3 separate regions of the Mus musculus genome follow, and regions 2 and 3 are each linked to region 1. A link is a loop called in an ENCODE intact Hi-C map of the cell type or tissue named here. Cell type or tissue: heart. All regions are shown on one strand.

Region 1 (8,000 bases):
AAAAATAAGTAATCCAAATGTCTGCCAGCTGGTGACTGTATACAAATTGTTTTACAATTTTACAATGGCATTATTCTCAGCAATACAAAAGGAATACACTAGGGATAGGTGCAATAGCATAGACACATCTCACAAGCACTGTGCAAAGTGAAAGAAGCCAGACTCAAAAGGCCACAAACTGAATGACTTTACTCTATTATCAAAAAGGCAATATTAGGAGCACGAATCAGTGCACAGGGGTCATAGGCTGATGAGGAGGATCTACAAAGGACGTTTGGAGATGATAGCAATATTCTTATCCTGACTGTGGGGATGGCTAGACGACCATATACACATTTATCAAAATCCATACAGCTGTACATCTAAAAGTAAAAGTTCAGTAAAGAAACTACATGGAAAAGGATGGAATCTGAGCAGAATGGTATAATCCCAACACCTATGGCAGAGGCAGAAAGACCACTCCAAGGCTGAGGTTAACCTGCTCTATATAACAAGTTTCAGGCCAGCTATAGCTAAAGAGTGAGACTTTGTCTCAAAACAAACAAACAAAATCGTGGGCAGGGGGTGTGGATTATATAAACAAGGACACTTCTTATACATTAATGGAAGTAAAAATCTGCCACTTCTGATGCTTGCAATAGATACTATCTATCAAAGAAGTTTAGTGTAGAAATTTAACCTCTCAAAATACTCTTGAAGACCTGAAAAGGTACAAGGATAGGGTGTTCAGTATAACAGGCTGAAAACAGCTATAGGTCCATCATCTGGTTCTGGCCATATAAATTCTATGATAGATAGATAGATAGATAGATAGATAGATAGATAGATAGATAGATAGATAGAGATCATAAAACCATGTAGACATGAACAGACTGAATTATACCTATGAATCTCATCACAAGCTATCTTCTGAGTACTTCATTATATGGAGGATAAGTGGGAACTGTAAATGCACTGTTTTTACTTGGTAAAACATGCACGTCTCTGGACAGGTATACAAGGCTAGCCACTGCCAGGAGTAGCTCTTGAGAAATGGTCCTGGAGTTGTAAGTGGGAATGTGCCAGGGTTCCCAAGAACACCCCAGGTTTGACCATTCACTAAAGGGGCTTATAGGATTCAGCATATGGTTATACACGTGGCTATAATTTGCTACAGCAGAAAGGTATGAAGTAAAATCTATTGAACTGAGCCTGACAGAAACCAGGCACAAGGTTCCCCTAGCAAACATCTGTAACAGTGCATATAAAACATCTACCAGGTAGACTCACTAACAACCCAATACCCAGGGCTGTCACTGGGGGCTGTCCATCCAGCCCATGCCAGGCTCCCACAAGGTACACAGGGATCCAAAACAAACAGACTGAACACTCAATCCAGGTAGAAAAAGCCATCCCTTTTCTGAAATCCAATCTCCAAGATACTTAGTCAAGGCTTACCTGTGCAAGAAGGCTCATCTGAGGATGGCAGTCTCTGACCTCATTGTCTCCTTTCTACACAGACCAACCAATGCTTATACATGCCTTTCTCTTTCTTATTTCCCTCCGTCCTTTTCTCTCCATCCTTAATTACCTAAGCAATTTAAAACTCTTAATAGAAATTTCTGAAAAATCCAAAGGTTTTGAAATAATGAGGAAAGTCCAGAGGGCTGCCAGTGTGAGTCACGTGGCAATGAGCAAGGCAGTTGAACAATGGCTAAACGGGGAGCCGTGCTTTAGTGGTCTGCTGTGGACTTTGCTGACTGCCTACTCTATTGTCCAGCAGACACTGGCCAGTCCAAATAATCCAAGCAGCCACATCTGATTCTCATTCATCCAGGCTTTCCAGAACAATGCCATGCTTTCTATACCATCAGGCGGAACTGTCAGACCTTATTTTGGATGGATTCCAAGGTTTAAGAGGGCATCAGTACTGTCCCTTTAGGCATCATTGGTATTGAGAATCAGAGTAAAAAGGAATGATCCTCTAGGAAGGCATGGTGAGGCTTCCAGCTGTACTTGGTGATTTCATCACGGGCAAGCATATTTAAGCAGCCAACTTTTCACGCTTCGGCCAGAGCACCAGAGCAATTAGGTAAGCAAGAGCTCCAAGCTTTATCGGTTAGAATTACCTTCCTTTCAAGAGTATAATAGCTATAACTGATAACTCAGAAGGACTATATAAGGGTTCCTTACTTTTTTTTTGGAGTATATTTTTTGTATCCATTTTGTTGAAAGGAAGGCAAAGGTGTTAGAAGAAGGTTCCTGGACCTTAATTCCTAGACCTGAGATACCAGATATGTTCTCTCCTTGATAGTCATCTTGTTTTGTTTGTTTTGTTTTGTTTTGTTTTGAAACAGAATCTCTAAGCCAGGCTGGCCTTAAACCCCGTATGTAGTTAAGAATGACACTGAATTTCTGATTATTCTGCTTCCATCTCCCGTGCTGGGATGACAAGCCTATACCACCACACCCACTTGAGAAGGTTTTGAGGTCTGAGCCCAGGGCATGCTAGGCAAGCAGTCTACCAACTGAGTTACACTCTGAACCCCGAGGAATGTCCCCTGAAAGCAACAGTTAACAAACCAATAGAAGAGATGAGAATGTCTTCTACCACATTTGCCCACACCTAAGAAGAGAAGATGTGATCAGTCTTATGTCTTGGAGACTTTATCTAATCTAGACTATAACTAAGAAAGTGGTACCCTACTGCTGTTCTCTATAGCCTAGATAAGGAAAGCAGTGTATGAACATGATGGGGATGGAGCCAACGGTGTGGAACGAAAAGGACCTGTCAGTGCATCTCCAGCATGGCCTGAGGGAGTTGCCGTGAGGATGCTGAGAATCAAACCTAAATTCTCTGGAAGAGCGGCAGTGCCCTTAACTGCTGCGTCTCCTCTCCATCCCTGACCACATCAATTGTTCTATAAAGCTGATACCGAGCTGGCCGTTGTTAATAATAAAATGGTCACTACAACTTATATGGCTGTCTTTCAAATGTAGGTTTCAGGGCATTCTCTTTCTGTCTGTTCCCAAAGGGCAGCAGACAGTCTGTCCCTCTAAAGCCCCAAGGCCAGGAAATGACAGCACAGGGATGACATGGATGACAGGGAGCTCGACCTCTGTGCTTCTTGCTCACGCTGGCGTGCCTGTGTCTTCATTTACTTGGGCTCACAGACGTAGGAAGGGTGCCAGACCAGGAAGTCCACTTGGGAGGGCCAACAGACACAAAAGTGATTTCTCCTTTATTCTTTCCTTTGGAACGAAGATAATGTTCTCAGTGGAAGGAAATGAGTCTCCACCTTAGCAAAGACTCAAGATAACCACGTCTGAGGGAATCACAGATTCTGATACTCAGAAATGAGTGCCAAAATAGTTGGGATTCTTTATAGAGACTCCTAAGGGGCCAACGACTATAAGAAACATGCATGAGTAGAAGAGGAGAATTGTATTGCACCTTCTGGGAATATCTGTTACCTAGAACTGACATTTAGGATGACAAATTGGGAGTGCCACCCTTAAGGCTGGGACAGTGAGCAAAGACAATACTTGGATGTCAAAGGCAGAACTGGACCCCACCCTTTCCCATTCTCCCGGGACTGAGTCGGGCGGGGTGGCTGCCCCTCCGAGCTTTATATGGTGCTGCTCCAGCACTGGCAGTGATTATAACTCCAACTCCTCTCATGACTGGGGCTTTTGTTTTACCTCTTCAGACTATGCATTCCTAAACTCCATTTTTCTACAGACGCGGTCAGCTCGCTTCATCCGCTTCTATTCGCATCCAAGTTGCTCACATAAATATCACCCACTAGCTTGTGTTGCTAAATTCAGTGAGTACATTTCAGCACTTAATTTGATACCATTGACTCTTTATACTTAAACCTTTTTTCTTAGCGGGCTTCCATGATACCAGACTATTCTGACAAGCCTCCTACTTCTCCAGTCTCTGCTTGCTGGTTCTCTGTTTGATACCCATTAATGGCAGTCCTAGAGAATTCCATGCTGGGACCCTGGTTCATCCCATTGTATAAACATGACCCAGACTGAGTGGTGATGGCTATTCAATCTCTATGGGGTAACTTGATGTCAATGACTACAACTTCCTAGTCTCAATGGCCTTGACCCCTGGTAAACTAGCCCAGGCTAGTTTCCTGAGCTGTGGATTCATAATACCACCACCACCACCACCACCACCACCACCCAAACACACATATATGCCTCGGTGTTCTACAGGCAAGCTTGAATGTCTGAATGTAGCTTTCGCCCCTCTAAATCTTTCTTACAGAATGTAGTCATCAAAATCTATTACATCTATATATTTCTAGTGCCCATCTTTTTCCTCAAACCTCCAATTCCTTTTTTTAAAATTTTTCTCACTAAATATTTCTTAAAACCAGTTTTCATTTCTTCTGTGAATTCCTACAGCAGCTTCTATAGAGGCTCTTCCAGTTCAATGCAATTCCTTTTCCAAATCATCTTTTTTTTTTTAAGCCATCATGGCAATTTAAAACTGCAAAGCTTCAAAATAAAACCCAAACTTTGTTTTGCTGAGACAGTCTCACCTGTAGTCCTGGAACTCACTATGCAGACCAGGTTGGACTTGAATTCACCAAGGGCCATCTCTCTGCCTCCTAATTGTTGGACTGAAAACATGAGTCATCACACCTTGCTAAATCCAGATTCTTTAATAATGATTTTAAGGCTATTCTAACCATCTAGCTATAGAAGTGAGGTAAATTTAACATGTTAGGCTCTGAAACTAGGCTCTTTTTTCCATATATATATATATAATATATATGTGTGTGTCTGTCTGTATATGGTGAAATATATATATGTAAATACATACTATATGTATGTATATATATGTATATACACATATATGTATGTATGTGTGTGTATATATATATGTATATATATATATACACACATATATATATATTGTGGAGTGTATATGTACACACACACACACACACACATATGTGTGTGTTTTGTAAAAATCATTCCTGCTCTATCTTCTGTCTGAAACATTCTCTCCCCACCCCCTCTTTTTAAAATCTGTCTCAATGAGGATACTGAGACTGGGAAAGTTGCTTATGTGTAAATGGTTCTAAGAGGCCCTTATTTGTTGGCCTCTCAGAGTATCCTCCTACAGTGCTACAGTGACCCTGAACCAGCACTAGTCTCTTTTGGAGGCTGGACACCTTGAGAGTCTGCCCAGTGCCCAACAAAGGGTCTGGCCAGCATCAGTGTCCCATTGTCAGGAGGATAAATGAAGGGATAAGGCTGGTTTGGACTTTTTTAGTGTGCGATGTTTATCATAGAAAAGGGAGAAAGATTGTTTTGAGCATCCCAAATATATTTTAACTTCTCCACTCTGAGGTTCTATTTTTAGTGAGCTGCCATGCAAGCCAAAACTTCATTTGTGCATTTTATTGGCTGCAGGGGCTCAGATGTTTGAGCAGTAAATCCCAAACCTGGATCCCAAGGCTTAGTCATCTACTCCACCGGAGATGTTGTTGTTCAATGAATTACCGACAATAGACTCAATGCCATGTGTGCGACGGAGGGAACCGCCCCTGTAGCTGGTCACTCCTTGGCAAGCATGGCTAGTTCTGCTCCAGCTCTGAACAGTCAGTCATCTGGTTGAAGACATTTTGGGTAGCAATGTACCATCTCCTATGTATGCCTACATGCTGGACTGACTCCCAACTCTCCCTTCTCTTACCAGCGAGTTACTTGATCTTTCTACATCTTTATTTTTATACTAAAAGATTAAAGCCACTCCTTACTTTTTGATAGGTTGATATGAAGACAGAAGAAGCTTTATATAAAAAGAGGTGGTTACAGAGAACCTGTGCAACCCTGTTGACTGTGGTCCTCCATTCAGGAGACACTCTGTCTGCCGTCCAGATACATTCTGGCTTTTGTGCTTCTCCCTTGTCCTTTCAGCTTGGAATCCCCACGAGCACCTCAAGCCCAGCTCACACAAGACTCAGGCTTGTTCCTACCAAGTCTGCTCCTCCATGAGCCTCCCATTCCTCATCCAGCTACTGAGACCAAGGAGAGCGCCTCCCTCCCCCACCCCTCCCTGCCCCCCCCCCCCACCTCCAGAGCCCCACAACTTGCTCACTCAGTGGACGCTGCTGCATCGTCCTTTGCCACATCCGGGGTTCTAGTTGCCAACGGTGTCAGTGCTGTGGATCCCTCCTCATCATTCTGCTGCTTCCTTTTCCAACCACGGCCCCCTCCCAGGGCGAGCCCATAATGGATTCCCTGCACTCACTCTTGCCTCTCAACAGCCTGATTTCCAGTTGCAGATGAAGTAACCCTTCCCAAGTGTCTATCTGTCCCCACGTAACCCATTAACTTCTCAGAACACAGCATAGCTCCCCACTGCTCTTATAAAAACAGAACAAGGCGCTCAATACAGCCATGGGTCTATGTTTGACCCACCCCAGGCTCCAGCCTTCATCATCGTTACCCCGAATCCTTCACTGTCACCTCTCAGGCCTTGAATCACCAAGTTGTCTTTGTCAATGTGTTGTCTCAGCCTGGAATATCATCTCCCAATCTCTTTACTTAACTGTTGTCTACTCTTCCCTCAAGATTCAAGCTGAAAATTGCCCCCTGGAGCACTCTTCAGATATTCTGTCTCTAAACCCCATACAACACTCTAAACTTCTTCACAGAGAATAGGTTATTCTAATACTTTCCCCTGGGTAGATGTATCACTGAAGCAATCTGATGTACAATAGGTTCATCAAGCAAGAACTTTAGAAAACCACCAACTCTAGGGTCCCACTCAAAATAATGGAATCAGACTGAGACTAAGGCCTGGCCTTTAGTATTTTTTAATAACTCCCTGGGGTATTGAATATGCAGCCACAACTGGGAATCGCTTGTCAAAATGGGAAACTGAGGAAACAGAAACAAGTCCAGGGGATGACCCAGATGTAGGTCAGAAGTAAAGCCCTTGTCTGGCATGTGCACGGTCCTGAGTTCGATCCTCACTGCCTAGAGAATCGTGACTGTTTATCCTGCTCTCTCCCAGGGCCAAGCATACAGCAGCAGTGCTTGGAGCCGCCCGCTGTGTTCCCTGTTGCTGTCATCACTGATTCAGCTGCTATCAAGATTAGAATGCCTGATGGCTTTCTTTGTACATTTTTTAATCTCTGTGATTCCTTACTAAAAAAGTCAAACTAGTTAAAATGGTAGCAACCAAATCACTTCCTTTCTTATATTTTATTTTTATTTTATGTGTATGGGTGTTTTGCCTGCATGTGTATCTGTGTACCACATGTACCTTGACCCAGAGGACTTCAGTGGGTATCAGATCCCCTGGAACTGTAATTAAAGAAAAGTGTGAACAGTCATGTGGGTTCTGGGAACAGAATCCAGGTCCTGAGGAAGAGCAAGTGCTCTAAACTGCTGAACCATCTCTCCAGCCCCTCAAATCACTTTCTCAAATTCAACATTTCTATTGTCCTGTTAACACGGAGCTTTGACCTACGAACTGAGGTGAGACAGAATACAATATATTTAAAACACCAGTTCCTGCCATGTTAAATCCCTCTGCGTCTAGCTCTGTATTAGTAATATCAGAGACTTTGGTACTGGTGTTCTAATTTTCTAAGAACATGAAATAACTGGATTGGCCACCATTTTGTTCTTCTAATTCCACTCTTCCTATATATATCCCCCATCTTCAGTCTCATGAACTCCTTTATCAAACAAATGGGAACTCTTCTCCCTAACCCAGTTCAGAGTTCGGGATGGAGGTCCTTCGCTCATAGTTTGCCAGGTTCAGACCTATGTCAGAAGGTGAGCCCTAGAAAACCCTTCCTCTGAAGAGTCCTCTAAAGACGAAGTCCTAAAATCCAGTTCTCAGCCATCACCCTTCACCGAGCGTGTCTAAAGGCTTGGAAGAGCAGTGGCTGCCAGCTCCTCGGGGTTTCAGATTCAACAAGTCTGAGGTGAAGCCAAAGATTCCACATTTCTGACAAGTTTTCGGGTGATGATGGTGA
Region 2 (8,000 bases), 50 kb after region 1:
GAGGCTCATGGAGTACAGGTCCGGGAGGCGATAAATGAAGAAGGTGAGACTCCAAAAGACACCCTGGCGCACAGCTCACACTCAGGAAACAGAGGTCCTTGGCCTTTGCCTGTGCTCTAAATGTGTGTGTAAAAAAAAAAAAAAAAAAAAAAAAGGTTTGTTTGTCGTGTGTCTCTTGCCCCACTTACGTGGTTTGTGTATTTTTTCCAGAAGTAACACAAGGGTTTCTGGGGTGACTGGGAACAGATGTCTCTTCGTTTATATAGGACACCAGGTCTCTCCACTCCCCTTATCCGAATTTAAAGTGATCCTAAGGATTCAGTCAGCACTCCTAGGGCTGGGGCCCCATTACAAGAGGGAGTGAAACGGAGAAGAGGATGGGCTGGCAAGCTTCTGTTCCCGTGATAATAAGCTCATGCCACAGTAATCAGGGAGGAATCCCGAAACTCTGAGCTAGGAAATGCCTTTAGATGCTGCAGAAGAGCCAGTTCCTCCAAAGGGAAACTGTGTGACCCAAGGATGGCCTCATACTAAGACCAGCCTGGAGCACTTAGCATAATAGCTGTGCTGTCTTTAGGGTCAACTGTGTTCAGTTCCAAAGAAAGCACTCATTGCAACTCAACCAAGACCAGGCTCCAGAACTTCTGAAAATATCTAAAGTTTAAAACTTTAAGCTAGTGAATTCCTATCAAGACAGCAAACACATCAGTGGTAGCCTGAGACTCTTGGGGGTGGGGGTGGAAGAAAGATGATTTAACTAGGTGAGTGGGTCAGAATTTGTGTGTATGGGCCTTCTTGCTTTGGTAGGACTGGGAATTGAGTGTGGGGTACAACGGAAGACTTTTAGTACCACAAAACTATTCCATATGATACTGTAATGGTATCTGCATAACAATATATGTTTATCAAAACCTAGAAAGCCTTAATACACAAAAAATGAATATTATACACACACACACACACATTGTTCAACAGGCCAAGAGATCCCAAAATAAAATGTAGATCGTGGGAAAAGTATGGGAACAGCCTCACTGAATGGTGGGAAAGAAAGGAGCCCTGGCTTCTGTCAGCCTGGGGCTGAGTGACAGCCTTAGGTGAGAGGCAGAAGGAAGTACACAGAAGCACATTTCTCCACAACCACGGCTCACTCTACTGGAATCAAACAGGAAGTGGATGCTGGGCACAGGAAGCAGATCTCTCACTGTTGATTCTGCAGCCTTCGAGTGTTTTCAACAAGGAGAATCCACCCAAATGATACTCGAGGAAGAAGACTGGAATCGGAGTCAGTGTAAGTTCATGTTAGCAGAATAGAAACAGATGTGAATAAAGACAGCAACATTTGCCACTGCTCATAAAGGCTACAATGAAAATACATACATATTTCTTTGCACCATCAGCTGAAAGCATCAGCAAAGATGTCTGAAGAGCAACAATGCTTACCCACAGAGCCTCACCTCAAAAGCCATTCTCCAATAACACAGGGCCAAAAGTATTCTGAGAAATAGCTGGGTCTAGGACTGATACAGACAGTGTACATGGTGAGTCTAAAGTATCTTAGAGTGCCACAAAGTGGGGGTTGGTTTTGAAATGTATTTCTTTTTATTTTATGTGTGTGGATGCTTTGGTTACTTGTGACTATGCCGAGGTCAGGAAAGGGTTACAGCCCATGTGAGCCGCTATGTGGGTGCTGGGAATCGAACCTGGAGCAGCCATGCTTCTTAACTGTCTAGTTATGTCTCTAGTCCCAAAGAGATTTTTGAAAAGTGTTTTTTAAGACTTGCAAAGATAGGTACCTCGAAATGAAAACGGGGATCAGTCCGAAGAGCTCCCAATATGCCAGAAACAATCTGAACAGCAAAGCAGACTCTGTTATAGTCCAAACTGTAACGTGAGTATCCATGAGACTATTCTAATATATTTACTAAATAAGTGAATTATTAAATAAAGAAAGAAAGAAAGAAAGAAAGAAAGAAAGAAAGAAAGAAATAGGAGAAAACAAGTTTCTGCTTAAAAGAATTCAAAATCACCAGGCATGGTGATACATGCCTTTAATCCCAGCACTTGGGAGGCAGAGGCAGGCAAATTTCTGAGTTCAGGGCCAGCCTGGTCTACAGAGTGAGTTTCAGGACAGCCAGGACTATACAGAGAAACAATTCACAGAGGTACTGTGCTATCCGGGACACAAAGTAAAACCCCTCGTGTACTTTGTAACTTCTTTCCAAAGACTGCAGCACAAAGGAAAGTAAGCAGGAGTGTCAGCTGCCATGGTAACCAGCCCTGTTGACAGCACACCATCAGTATGATGTCCCAAACGTGGAACTTTATCTCCATGGTCTTCCTCCTCAACTCCAGGCTACTTACTCCAGGCTAACTGTGAGTAAGGCTTAGAACAACTATCCCAACTGGGGGCCGCTCCAAACATATCCTGACCAGGATTATTTCAGACTGTCAAAGTCATCAAAAATAAAGCCTGAGAACTCTTGGCAGCTATGGGGAATATGGAAATAAAAATATTTGGGAATTAAAAATATGTGACACCTAGACCAAAAAAAAAAAAAAAAAAAGCTAAAGGAATATGAATAAAAATCTTGTGTTGGGTTTTTTCTTATCTGTGTGATTAAAGAGCTCAGAGAAACAATCTAAGGAGAAGAGGTTCAGGGATCCTGAGTTTTCAGTCCATGGACCACCATTGATTCTGAACACTAACAAAGTGGAGGTGTGAGGCACAGCGTGAGAAGGAGCAGAGAGGTAAAAGGGACCTGGGGCCAGGTATAGCGTTCAGCCAGTGAGTCTACGAAGGATATTCCATGTTCAAATCACACAACAGAGTCGGACTTTAGCTGATAATGCTATCAGGGCCAGTGAGAGTAAGAAAGTGCTTCCTGTCAAGTCTGACGACCTGCGTTTGAGCCCTGAGATCCACATGGTAGAAGGAGAAAACTGACTCCTACAAGTTGTCCTCCGACCTCCACACATACACAAAGATGCATACACACACACACACACACTAAAAATCAGTTATAGGTGAGCACAGTAACACAAATATTTAATCCCAACACTTAAGAGGCAGAGGCAGTGGATCTTTGAGCTCAAGGCCAGTGTGGTGTATAGAGCGAGTTCCAGGATGTCCAGGGCAAAGCAGAGAAACCCTTTCTCAAACAAACAAACAAACAAACATCAATACTAGTAATTGACAGACATGCTATCCTAATGTAAGATGCTAACACCAGGGGAAACACAACATGCAGTATGTGAGAACTCTCTGTGCCATGCTGACTTTCCATAAATTAAAAATTATCCTAAAATTAAAAGTTTACTTACAAGTGCATTAAATTCAACATTGCATAAAAGCTCAAATGCAGCTTTTATGCTGAAGCCCCTCGCTGAAGCACATTTTTTTGTTGAAGTAACTGCTAAGTGACCACCGTTTTTGCAAAAGCGTCTGTTACACGTGATTTCTTGTTCAAACAGAACCCACTGTGTCCACATTCAGCAAACCAAAGCAAACTTCAGATGTGAGCCACAACCGGCAAGCCGCCCGTTACCCTCAATGTGATAGTACTATTCAAATCTTTCCATTCCATGACACACAATATTCCCTTTGGTCAGGGGAAGGAAAGATCTCTAAGTTGATTCTTCACTGGCTCAAAAAGTTTCCAAATGAGTGTCTCTGGGGAGATGTCAGAAACTTGCACTGGGGGAGAGCAGGAAGGAGATTGCTGGGCTAAGCCTTGAAGAAAAAAAAAAAAAAAAAAAGGAAGGAAAAGGCTTGGGCTTCCCCAGACAGGCTGAGTTATATGGGAACATTGCCAGAAAACTTAATGTTCTGAGAGGCAGGAAAGCCAGTGCCTTAATTTTACCACACTCACAAGCCCTAGGGTCCTGAGGATTGGTCTTTCCAAACAGACAGGATCTCAAAGGGCATAAGTCTCTGTCTTCTCACCATCCCTGGTCTGAGGAGGTAACAGAAAGTTCTGAAGAACACGAGGCCCCTGGTGTCACCCTGATGACCTCTGAGATGGGGTTCACACACCCAGCTCGTAAAGACAATAGCATCAGGTTGGCTACAGCAGGAAGCTCCCTTGTTACTGCTAAGGCCTCCACCTTTGCAGAGATCAACCAGGGGTGACATGGAGACAATGCCAAATTAAGGCTCCCTACTTCTCTCTATACTAGGGCAGCAGAGCAGGAGGTAATTGGGGGACAGAAAGACATAGTACAATTTTCTGACTTTTGAGACTCCGTTTACAGACTTGTGGATTCTCCACTTTGCCTGTGGGGTTACTCCAACTCATCCTTCAAGGTCTCATTCAAACCATAAATCTTTCAGATCTCCCAGCGTCCAATTCTAAGATGATAATTAGCTTCTCACAAGTGTTTCATAAGTAATATTTTCATACATAAAACTCAAATGTATTTTAAAGTTCTAGGACTTGAACACAAATTATTCTTCTATCTTCATTAAAGACTTCCCACATCCCATAGCCCCATGTCTACTGCTTTGTACATGTACTTAATGTTAGGTTAAGATTGACGGAGATGACATGGAAATAAGCAAAAGAAGATCCCTGTAGAGAGAGCTCCAGAGGTTAAAATCCCGTTTCCCAATTGGTTCTTGATTTGTCAATAAAGAAGGTCAGGGGCCAATTGCTAGGCTCAAGGTATAGGTGGGACTTCCAGGTCTGAGGAGGAAAAGGAGCCCAGAGAGAGGCTTTTCTGCCATGCTTTGGAGGAAGCAGGTCGCAGCAATTATGTAAGGCCTCGGGGAGAGTTAGGGCCTGCAGCCTCCACTACGGCAAGTGGCCAAACATGCTTGACAGGGGCTAATTGGAACCAGTCATTAAGTTTAGGGCGGGAAGGATAGAGTGAGATAATAAACTGCTAAGGTCATGCATTTCCAGGCAGGAGATATTTGCGCCCAGCAATTGTGTCTAGTGGGCAAGTTATAAAGTAAAAGAGCTGTCTGTGTGTCTTCTGTCCTCAGATTCAAGGGTCTCAGGTGGAAGTTGGTGTAGAGACGCCCCTGAGCAGAGGCAGGTAGAGAGAGGCTGGGTTGGGGCTTGTGGCAGCCCATCCCTGAGCTAAGCCAAGTGGAAAAAAAAGGGAGCTGGGAGGGGCTGGTAGTGCAGCAAATGCAGTAGAGTGTTTCTAAAACGACATGCTACAGATTCCCTCTGCAGAAGCAGACTGTCATTTAATCAGAGCAATGAAGGGCAGCTATCTCTTCATGAAAGTGGAGACTGTAGGCCATGATGCAGGGTGATGAGAGGGCAGAGAGAGAACTTTGGGGTTGGAGGATTCCATCTGCAGGTTTGTTTCCCTGAAGCCTCAATGTTGTAAATACCAATGGAGGTTGGTATGCTGATCTTTTTTATCAGGAGTTTCCCGGAGTTTCCTGGATGGTCCGCAGGTGTTATCAGCCAAATCAACTCTCCCTTCTGGAGTTTCTCAGCCCACCAACAAGATCTGTAGGTCATTAGCCCTTTACTTAATATCTGACTTTCATTGGCTATTGTGATCCCTCTGAAATTTGTAAAAGGCACAATTTATGGATTACAAATAACATTTATATTTAAGTAAGTATTTCAATACGTATTTACTTTAAATATAAATCAGAGTTTACTTTTCTGGCTATCCACTCAAACAGCCAGGAGGTTGTCATAGTTATCATGGTCTGCCTACCTGTGACAAGTCTCAGTTTAAGGTAAGAAGAAATGGGTTTGCTTCCTTCCTCTCACCAACAGGGTTATGCGTGTCCTTGTCCAATTTTGCCTGTTTTGACTCTGGCTTTCAACAACTCAGATCCCAGCTGACTGATGCTTCTGGCTTTAGTGGAGAGAAGCTGTGGTTTCAAAGCCTTTGGAAAATGACTCCTGGGCAGAGAAACACAGCGGACTCTGCCCTGTAGCCTTAGCTCAGCACTGGCTTTCTTCATGTCTGTTGGTCATGTATTTGCCTGTTGTCATACTAGTTTATACCTGACACCCTGACACTCCTCTTGGGAAAACACAGAATATATTCTTAACTGAATCCTTAGCAATTGGAAACCCAGGATGCCACAAGTAATGATGTAATGATTGGGTGGGGGGAGAGTTTAATTAGGATGGTATATTAACATGAATAGTGCTTGCTGGTTCTGTGAGCAGCCTGCCCTGATGAGTTTAGTACAAGTGTTCATTTACTCAACAGACGCTTCTGAACACCGACCATGTGCAGAGGACTTTTCTGAGCACGAGGATCTACTCTGACCTAGGGTCTCCTTCATTTTTCTCTTTCTTCCTCATTGCTTTACTCCAGAAGCCCCAGCCCCTGCCAATCACTTCCAGTAGGTTTTCCGTCTTAAGGGATGGAGATGGTGAAACTCGGCCTCCAGATCCCACAGCAAAGCAGGTTTGTAAGTCCAGCATTTCTCCTGCCAATGTGCCGACCTCTCATACGTACATGCCGATCCCAACGGTCCTCTTCACTGCATCGTTTTACCAAAGACCCACCTCCTAACACTACACACTGGACGGAGACTAGAAAAGACATGTGGCTAATAGGTCAAAATGTGCCATCAGGACAAGATTATCAAAATAAGATGGAGGAAGAAACACCAACATAGAGAAGAGAGTTAGAAACTCAGAGGGGATGCTGGGTGTGGTAGCCCATGCCTTCTTTGATCCCAGCACTTGGGACGCAGAAGCAGGCTAATCTCTGAGTTGGAGGCTAGTTTGGTCTACAAAATGAGTTTCAGAACAGCCAGGCCTGTTACACAGAGAAACATTGTCTTAAAAAAAAAAAAAACAACAACAACAACAACAACAAAGAAACTCAGAGGAGAGAAGTAACTGGGACTAGTAGGGTCATGTCTAAAAAACAGAACAGATTGCTTCCCTAACAGGAGCAAGGGCTGGGTTTTATCCCCAACACCACAAAAACAATAGATTAAAAAAATAATAAAATCCTTAAACAAAACAAAACTACTGCCATTGCTTCTTGTAACAAAACTCAAACCCAAATGTAAATGCAAAAGCAATTCTTTAAGATGAATTTAGGGTTCCCTACATCATCTAAACACTGAGAAAAAAATTAAAATTTAATAACGAAACTATCTTGAAAAATGACAAATTTTAAAATTTGTCTCCCACTTGCACCCGTGCAGCAACCCCTCAGTTTGCTCTTTGTGGCACTTACCTAATTTGAAAAGACGTACATATGAGATCACTGCTTAACATCTTATTCCTCTCCTAGATGTGCCCATGAGAGCTATGTTGATCATCACTAAATACCAAACCCTACAAAGAACCTGTTCATCATAACACAGTCAGTAAGCACTAGCTGAAAGGAAGCTACACCCTTGTTTCCAGTTCCTTCCTCAAGTCATTTTCAACATCTCCAGGCCCACTACTTTATCTTACTATTGTGAAGAGTGGCTTAGTTCAACTTCAAGTATACAAGAGGAGGATGTCTTTCATGTAGAACCACCACCTTTGGTAATTACTCAGGATATGTATATGAAGTGGCATAGCAAGAAATGCTTTTAGAGCTCCAAACACCAAAGGCATGGAATTACCTGAAATGATTGTGCTGGGGAGAGATGAGAGAACTGAGCTTTAGAATTTTTACACCTATCAGCCATTTCTCAAGAAGTAGGCACTTGTGACCCCTGTGTGCACAAGTAAAGAATGTTCTACCTTCCTGAAGCCTATTTGCTCACAACGTGATGGCCAAGTCTAGGCAGGCAAATGCTACCGGAAACCTATATGGAAACTGTGGCTATCTGAGGCGGTATGGGTGTAACACAAGTCTGTGATAGGGAGCCTTTTAATTAGTATAATATCCTTGCGATCTTTGTGTGTGTGGAAGTTTGAAGGAGAACATGCTTGAAGCCACACATGCCTACACAGTGAACTTTAAGAGCCACCCTGTCTTGAAAACAACAAACCAGGGGCTGGAGAGATGGCTCAGCAGTTAAGAGCAACTGACCGTTCTTCCAGAAGGTCCTGAGTTCAAATCCC
Region 3 (8,000 bases), 64 kb after region 1:
ACCATCACGGATCCTTCTCAAAGGGAGAATTTGGTGAAAATTACTTTATTTCCACTAATCTCCCCTCCCCAATAAAAAAAGAATCCATATTCTATTTATACCCCACGCAGGGACTATCACTCAAGACTGTGCACTCCTTGTCCCTCACAAGGCCTGCAATCCACTGTGAAGGTCAGGAAACCAGCAACAGGAGCCTTCTAATAGATTCACCCACTGTTTTTGTCTTTAACTTCTTTACATGGTGGTTTGCCTCAGCCAGGACTACCCAGCCAGACCAGTTTCTAATAAAGCCATCGGTTGTTTTTCTAGTTGTTTCCTTCTATTTCTTGCAGGGCGATTTGTTTTTCCAACCACTTCCTCATAGCCCTAAACAGTGAGGGCCCTGTGACAGTCCGGTGACAGTCCAGTGACGCATCTCTAACCATGGTCCTTCCTTGGTCCACTTCTCTTTTAATGGCCACAGTGGAGGCTCCACTAGAGGACCACTAGAGGACTACTCAGCCCAACATCACCTGTGCTTCGACAACCAAAGCCAGTGAATTAGCAAAATTACCATTATCTCTCCCTGGCGATTTCAACGGTTCTGCTTTCCTATAGATGGAGAACTAGGGTACACTATGCATGAAGCAGCCTCAGCTCACACCCAGTGTGGCATCACTGCTTAGCTGGTCCTGCCCGGCTGGTTTTTTGTTTTGTTTTGTTTTTCCAGAAAGTAGCTTTGGGAAAGGAGAGTGCTTGTAAATGTGCCACCTCTTGGGTAAACAAGCATTTGCCATTCTTTGTCATCCAAGACAAAGTAGAGGAAGGTGGAAAGTTAATGTCATTACAAAATACAGGAGTTCCTAGGAGGGAATGCAAAGGTGCCATTCTCCCATTGTTTCAAGTCTCCCGCAGTGGGCGGGGTGCAGGAAGACTTAGAATGTCGGGAAGGAAAGGGGCTGCCCTTTTCAGTAAAGCAGGTCTACTGGGCTTTGCTGTGGAGCTGCTATCTCTGCTTCAGGCTGCGACACATTATCACACCATCTTGAGGAAGCAGACACTGGCCTCCTGAACTCTGCTAAGGAGCTATCAGATGGCTGCAGCTCCAGCCTGACAGCCCAGCAAAACCCAGACTCATTCAGTCAGTTAAGTTACACTGCTGGTCAAATAACTTTGAAAAAAACCCTCCAGGTGAGCCAGGTGTGGATAATCTTACCATGTGGGAACTAAAGGCAGGAGGGTCCGCATCAGCTACCTAGTGAGTTCCAGACCAGCCTAGACCACATGAGACCCTGGCTGAAAACCAAACCAAACAAAAAAACAAAAGCAAAATGTCACCGGTTTAGGGAGAGTAAGGCAGGGACACTGAGTTTGAACTTGCTTGTTACTAGTAATGGGCTACATAGAAAAAGCCTTTAAAATGTCTCCAGTTAGGGGGAGCTAAGTCATTTTCCAGAGATAACGTTCAGCATCCACAGTATGTTTTCTGTAGACTGCCAGTAGGAACACAACCTTAAGTGCTACAATTACAATATACGTTTTTTTTAAAAAAAAAAAAAAAAAAGATTGAGAATTCAAGCAATAAGAAATAAATTCAGCCCTAAACCTTACAAGACTATTAGTCTTACATTCTCAAACTAGATTGGTCCAAATGACAAACTAACATAAAGATTTGGGGGGTGGGGTGGAAATTGAAGGAACTTAAATTTGCACGGAATGTCTAGGTGACTATTCTGGTGTTCGTATAACTGCCATTTTAAATGTGAAAGTTTCAGCTTGGCACTAGCTTTATCATCGGCCTGCTAGGGATAACCACATAAGTATTAGCATCAGTTTTAGAACCTCTACCAAAAATCTACCTGTGGTGGTTTGAATATGGTTTGCTCAGGGAGTGGCACTATTTGGAGGTGTTGCCTTGTTGGAGGAAGTTTGTCACTGTGGGGGTGGGCTTTGAGACCCTCCTCCTAAGTTGTCTTCTGTTGGCCTTCAGATGAAGATGTAAAACTCTCACCTCCTCCTGCACCATGCCTGCCTGGACACTGCCATGCTCTTTTGATGATAATGAACTGAACCTCTGAACCTGTAAGCCAGCCTCAATTAAATGTTGTCCTTATAAGGGTTGCCTTGGGGCTGGCGAGATGGCTCAGCGGTTAAGAGCGCTGACTGCTCTTCCGAAGGTTCAAATCCCAGCAACCACATGGTGGCTCACAACCATCCGTAATGAAATCTGATGCCCTCTTCTGGAGTATCTGAGGACAGCTACAGTGTACTTACATATAATAGATAAATAAATCTTTAAAAGAAAAAAAAAAAAGAGTTGCCTTGGTCATGGTGTCTGTTCACAGCAGTAAAACCCTAAGACAGAAGTTGTTATCAGGGATTGAGGCATTGCTGTGATAGGCCTCAATTATTATGCTTTTGTTTGGAGGAATGTGGATTTGGGGACCTTGTCTTTGGGAAGCCCTGAAATGAAGTGAGGCTTATTGGACCATCCTAGTAGGAATGTAGAAGACATTGGTGCCGAGGATGATTTGAACTGCACAGAACTGGAGATTTTAGTGAAGAATGTTAGTATGTGGCCTAGAGACTGTTTTTGTGATGCTTTGGTGAGGAATATAGCCACTTTGCGCCATTGTCCAAAGAGTCTGCCTGAGGCTAAAGAGAAGAGATTTAGTTTAGTTGCTTTGACAAAGGAAGTCTCAAAGCAGCCTGGTACGAATTCTGTTGTGTGGTTACTACAGCCCACTCGTATGAAGAGCATTTTGATGAAAAGGAGCACGCTTTGAAAGGTAAAGTACAAAATGTATAGTTCAGAGAATAAAAGGGCACCAGGAAGAAGAATGGCGCTGAACCCTATGTTCAAGGAGACAAACAGATTAAGGGAGTGGTGACCTGGAGGCAAGATCCCACCCTGCTGAGGTTATTGTTTATGCTTTTGCAGCCAAACAAGGGACTTGGTAGTTGTTTTCATTTGGACTTTTAATCTGAAATGAACCACAGTCCAGAAACAGAGAGCACAACTGTGATCCAGATTGTGAGGCTGGAAGACACAGGCTTTGGATCTGGATCTTGAGGAATAGTGCCCATGAAAAGCTTAGGCCCAGACATGGTGATATACATCTTTGATCCCAGGAGACAGAGACAAGCTGATCCCTGAGTTCAAGGCCAGCCTAGAACAGAGCCAGTTCCAAGTAGAGAAAAGCATCGGTCCAGACATGGTGATATAAGCCTGTAATCCCAGCATTCAGGAGACAGAGCCATGCAGATCTCTGAGTTCAAAGTCAAGCTACAAAGCAAGTTCCAGGATAGCCAAGCTTTGGGAGCGAAGGAGTAGAAAAACAGAAAGCTGGTAATAGAATAAGCGGGACCATGTTCCAGCTCCTGCAACCAGCAGAACTCGGCAGCTTCGGCCATGTGGCTCTGGCTTTAGAATCAAGAGTAGGAGACTACTGGGACAATTAATGATGTTGGTTAGCTGGAGCTAAGAAATTAGTGGTGATTAAGAGACCAGCATCACTGAGGTGAAATCTTCTGGGAAGGGTTTTCTGAGAGTAGAAAGAAGCTGTGTCCCAGAGATAGCCAAGGTTGTACCTCGTGCTACAGCTGGACTTGTGATGAGTAAGAATCACATGGTACAGGTTTTAAAGGCATGAAGGGGTCATGGAGAGCAGCTGAGGCTTGGCACTGTGAGAGGCCAGGGAAGACCACTGGTAAAAGTGCAGCCTCAGTTGCAGTTGATGGCCCAGGACTGAAGGGGTCATGCAAAGGAGCTGAGGCTTGGCACCATAAAGGGAGCCTATGAGAGGCTATTGGTGAAGCCTAGTTGCAGTGAGAAACCTCAGCATGTTAGAAATGCCAGTACCATGGGATGATCTCCAGGACGAGCAGCAGCAATGAGGTGGAGTCAACCAGACCCTGGAGTGCTACAGAGGGCAGGGCTGGAAATGTGACTCGAGACCTTTGGAAGGGCCAGACGATCATGTGTGGATCCCAGACATGGGAACAAGAGATATAAAGCTGAAGTTGCCTTGGATACCCTAAGATGTTAGAGATGCCAGAACTGTGGTATACGTGCTGAGAAAAGATGCTAACAGGGAGGAGAACCAGCCCAAGAGAAAGAAGTATGTTGCAGTCAACAAAGCATAAAGGAGTTGGAGATCTGAAGAACACTTTGACGCCAGACATGGAGTTTGGAGTTTCCCCAGCTGGTTTTTGGTCTTACTTTTCCTCACTGTGTCATTTTGGAATGGCAATATATATCCTGTGACTTTGCAGGTCTAGATCTGCTTTTTTGACTGATTTTATAGGGGATTAGAGTAAAGAGATTAGATGAGACTTTGAACTTTGGACTTTTAAACATTGTTGAGACTATGATAGACTATGGGGACTTTTGAAGTTGGACTAAATGTATTTTGGATTATGCTATGTTTAGGTATGGCCCCCATAGACTCATGTGTTTAAATAAGCCTATGGGGGCCAGGAAATGGAATGTGGTGGTTTGAATATGCTTGGCCCAGAGAGTGTCATTATTAGGAAGTGTGGCCTTGTTGGAGTAGATGTGGCCTTATTGGAGAATGTGTGTCACTGTGGGGGTAGGCTTTAAGACTCTCCTCCTATCTGTCTGAGGAGACAGTCTTCTCCTGTCTTGTTTTGGAACAAGATGTAGAACTGTCAGCTCCTCCGGTACCATGCCTGCCTAGATGCTGCCATGCTCCCACCATGATGATAATGGACTGAACCTCTGAACCTGTAAGCCAGCCCCAAATAAATATTTTCCCCTATAAGAGTTGCCTTCATCATAGTGTCTCTTCACAGCATTGAAACCCTAAGTAAGATACTACCATTTGCCTGTTTACATCTTACATTTTAAAAAGACTTTATTTTTAATTATGTATATATTTTGTGCATCTGTGCACATGTGCATGCAAATGCCCATGGTGTCCAGAAGAGGGCATTAGATCCCCTGGAGCTGGAATTATCGGTGCTCTTGAACTGCTGGTAGTGGGAGGTGGTACTCAAACTTTGATCTTCTGCAAGGTATTTTGTTTGCTTGTTTGTTTGTTTGTTTGTTTGTTGAGATAGAGTCTCACCTAGTACTTGCTATATAGACCAGGCTGGCCTTGAACTAACAGAGATCTACGTGCTTCTGCTAGGATTAAAATTGTGTGCCACCATGGCCAACTATATCTAACACTTTTTAAACTGTACAGGAATGCCTTTACTTTACCTTTGGTTGTAATTTTCCATGAGAGAAGTTATGTCAACGGATATTGAGAGCAGACGGCAGGGAGTTAGACATGAGGTAACCGAGGAGAATTCAGCTGCACCTCCTGATGAGCAGATGCCCCTGTGGTTAATCATCCTTGAAGCTGCAGGTGGATTCTTCCCACTAAGCCAGCAAAGGCCCTGGCAAACCGCCCCAATGTCCATGCATGAACAGTAATAAAGGTTTGAACCCTCTAAGCACCAGGCTTCATTACAATACTATTTGCGCTGTGGTTTTGAGCCTCTTTTGTGAACATTTCACAAGGATCAAGGGGGAAACACCTGAAAAGGAGATTCAATCCACTATGATTTGAGGGCAAAAAAAAAAAAAAAAGGTCATCTTACTTCCATGAATATGCCACCCACCTCAAGAATATTTATAAAATCTTAAAAATACATCAAGCAGAACTGAATGAGTTACCTTCCTAGGTCACCCCCATCCCTTGTATGTGTGTGTGTGTGTCCCTGGAGTGGTCTCCTTCCCCTTGCCTTGCCAAATAAACTAGCCGTGTCTCTTCTTTCCTCCAGAAGAAAAGAACAGAAGGGAAACCTTCACCTAGTAGTAATAACACTTGTGGAGTGAAATAAGAGAAGGCGTGTACTTGAAGGAATTGTAAATATTTATAATAGTGCAGATTATAAGCATTGCCTTTGCCAATAAACAGGAGATAGGAGTTAGCATAATCACACTCTCCGACTAAGCTCTGACACTAGCAATGCACTGCAAGTTGATGGATGAGTGAGGATCCTTTCCATGAATAAAGTGAGTAATGATTCAAATACTCTATGGTTTTTAAAAAACTGAACACATATAAATTATCTGCAAGGCATTCTTACCCAGCTTCCAAGCACAAGTAAGGACCTGGGAGTCATTTCCTGACCAGCCTCTCTCTCAGTCACCAAGAAGATGTTTTTCTGAGTACAAATAAGATTGAAACGCTCTGCTCTATTGATCATCCAGGTTTGTTAAGACAGACCTGCTCTTGATTAAACAAATATCTCCTTGTCTTCAAATAAACATAAAAACTCCACATATCCAAACCATGGACAATTCTGAAGGTCAGGAAATGCTATGAATAGCACATGTGAGCCCATTTCCAAATGTTAGGGCTCCATGTCTTAGCAAATAAATCTCAGAAATTGCCTAGAGTGCTCAGATGTATCACCACATAGTACTAACGGGATCTTTATCGATTTCTGAACCTGTGCTGGAGTGTAACTTACTGCAGAAACACTGCTAATAAACTTCACAGTTTGGGGGGGGCTTGGAAAAGCACAGCGTTTCAGTGCACACACTCCTGAAGAGCTGAGTTTGGCTCTTGACACCAAAGCTCACAGCTGCCTGGAATTCCAGTTTTAGGGGACCCAACACCCACTCATGCCTCTGCGGGCAGCGACATTCCTTTGGACAAACCCACACATATACAAACAGATATACACAAAATTCAGTGAAAATAAAATCGAGAGAGAGAAAGAGGAAGAAGAAGAGGAGGAGGAGGAGGGAGGGGAGGAGGAGGTAGAGGAAGAGGAGCTCTACGTTCTGGAAAGCACCTAGATCATAAGTTGTAGACTGGAACTACAAGTGAGCTGTTGCCTGGACAGACCTGTGTCTACAGAGAATGATGCCAATTTTAGCCTGGGAGAGGGAAAACTGCTCAAGACCTGGACCTTAGGGATGCTTATAAATTAGATACCCACAGTGAGGAATCTATTGAAAACCACCCATATCTAAAGGATACTTCCATAAGACAACACCTCCAGTTGTGAATATCGAGACCCAACAACTGAATGAATACTAAGTAAGGTCAGTCTCAAGAAAACCACACCAAGATATGGCAAGAGCCATGCTTTTAAAATTTAAAGACAAGTTGGGTATGGTGGCACACATCTATAATCTGCCACTCAGGTAGCAGAGGCAGGCAGATCTCTGTTCAAGGCCAGCCTGATCTCCATAGTGAGTTCCAGGACAACCGGGGCTATGTAGAGAGACCTCATCTCAAAAAAAAAAAAAAAAGACAAACAACAACAACAAAAAAAACAAAAGGAAGAAAAAAACAAGACAAAGATCATGTGGAACTGCAAAGCAAAGCAAAGCAGTATTACAGCAATTTGTTCTCAGAGCAGAAGTCGACTATTCAAAGACAAAAACTCAAAACACGGAAGGAACCCTGTGAGAAACGAGGGGGAAGGAAGACATCACCCGACTGAGGAATGGCAGACTCTGTCATCAGCGCCTGATCTGAAAGCAGAGCTATGGGATCTTGCTAAACAGAAAAGGAACTTGAGGGTTTAGGAAGAAGCTTCCAGATAAAGGGACCAGAGCCAAAAAGTCAAGGGAGAACGGGGGCTTTTACGTTTCCTCTTGAGCTTCTTAAATTCTGTTTGAAGAATGAAGAGAAAAAAACAACAACACTTTTTTTTTTTTGTCATGCCCTAAATGTATGTAAAGGACATATTTAAAGGAAATTACAGAGAGAACAAAGGTTCCAACTATCAGATATATTTCTGGACCCTAAAAATCAGACAAAAGAAGGTACATTGGAGGGTATTTGTTTCTGAATATCTGCCAAAACTTTAGGTAAAGACAATGGGAATTGTGACCTGTTTTCCTGGATATTTTTTATTTCCTCTCCCACCTCCAACACACAATCTTGGCAAAAAAGAAGTTCTGCCAGCCCAGGGCTGGCTATGGAAACCAGCAGCTTTCCGCCCAGAGAAGGCTGACTCACACCCAGAGTGGGAGGTGGAAGTCAGGC

The links. Peaks named below come from ENCODE experiments on the same cell type or tissue, not always from the same donor. Only the 100,000 strongest peaks of a DNase experiment are listed, where the experiment ranks them.
Region 2: it touches region 1 in a loop (6-fold over the local background); 7 of 42 quality-filtered maps call a loop at or near these places.
Region 3: a loop joins it to region 1, with 2.4 times the contacts of the local background. A loop is called at or near these places in 8 of 42 quality-filtered maps.

What each region holds. Positions count from the first base shown.
Region 1 is chr19:40,693,837-40,701,836 of GRCm38, reverse strand. All of the region lies in intron 1 of Entpd1 (ectonucleoside triphosphate diphosphohydrolase 1), which reads right to left. Among named protein-coding and RNA genes, the nearest start is that of Gm41846, 34 kb to the left of the region's middle. In heart, no CTCF peak of the experiment used is centred here; DNase peaks (open chromatin) are centred at 3,126 and 3,586.
Region 2 is chr19:40,643,430-40,651,429 of GRCm38, reverse strand. It overlaps a transcript of Entpd1 not described here. Among named protein-coding and RNA genes, the nearest start is that of Entpd1, 12 kb to the left of the region's middle. In heart, no CTCF peak of the experiment used is centred here; DNase peaks (open chromatin) are centred at 1,179 and 3,829; H3K27ac peaks cover 3,312 bases.
Region 3 is chr19:40,630,258-40,638,257 of GRCm38, reverse strand. It overlaps a transcript of Entpd1 not described here. Among named protein-coding and RNA genes, the nearest start is that of Tctn3, 22 kb to the right of the region's middle. In heart, a CTCF peak has its summit at 4,916 (motif pointing right); DNase peaks (open chromatin) are centred at 407, 927, 7,477 and 7,957; H3K27ac peaks cover 931 bases.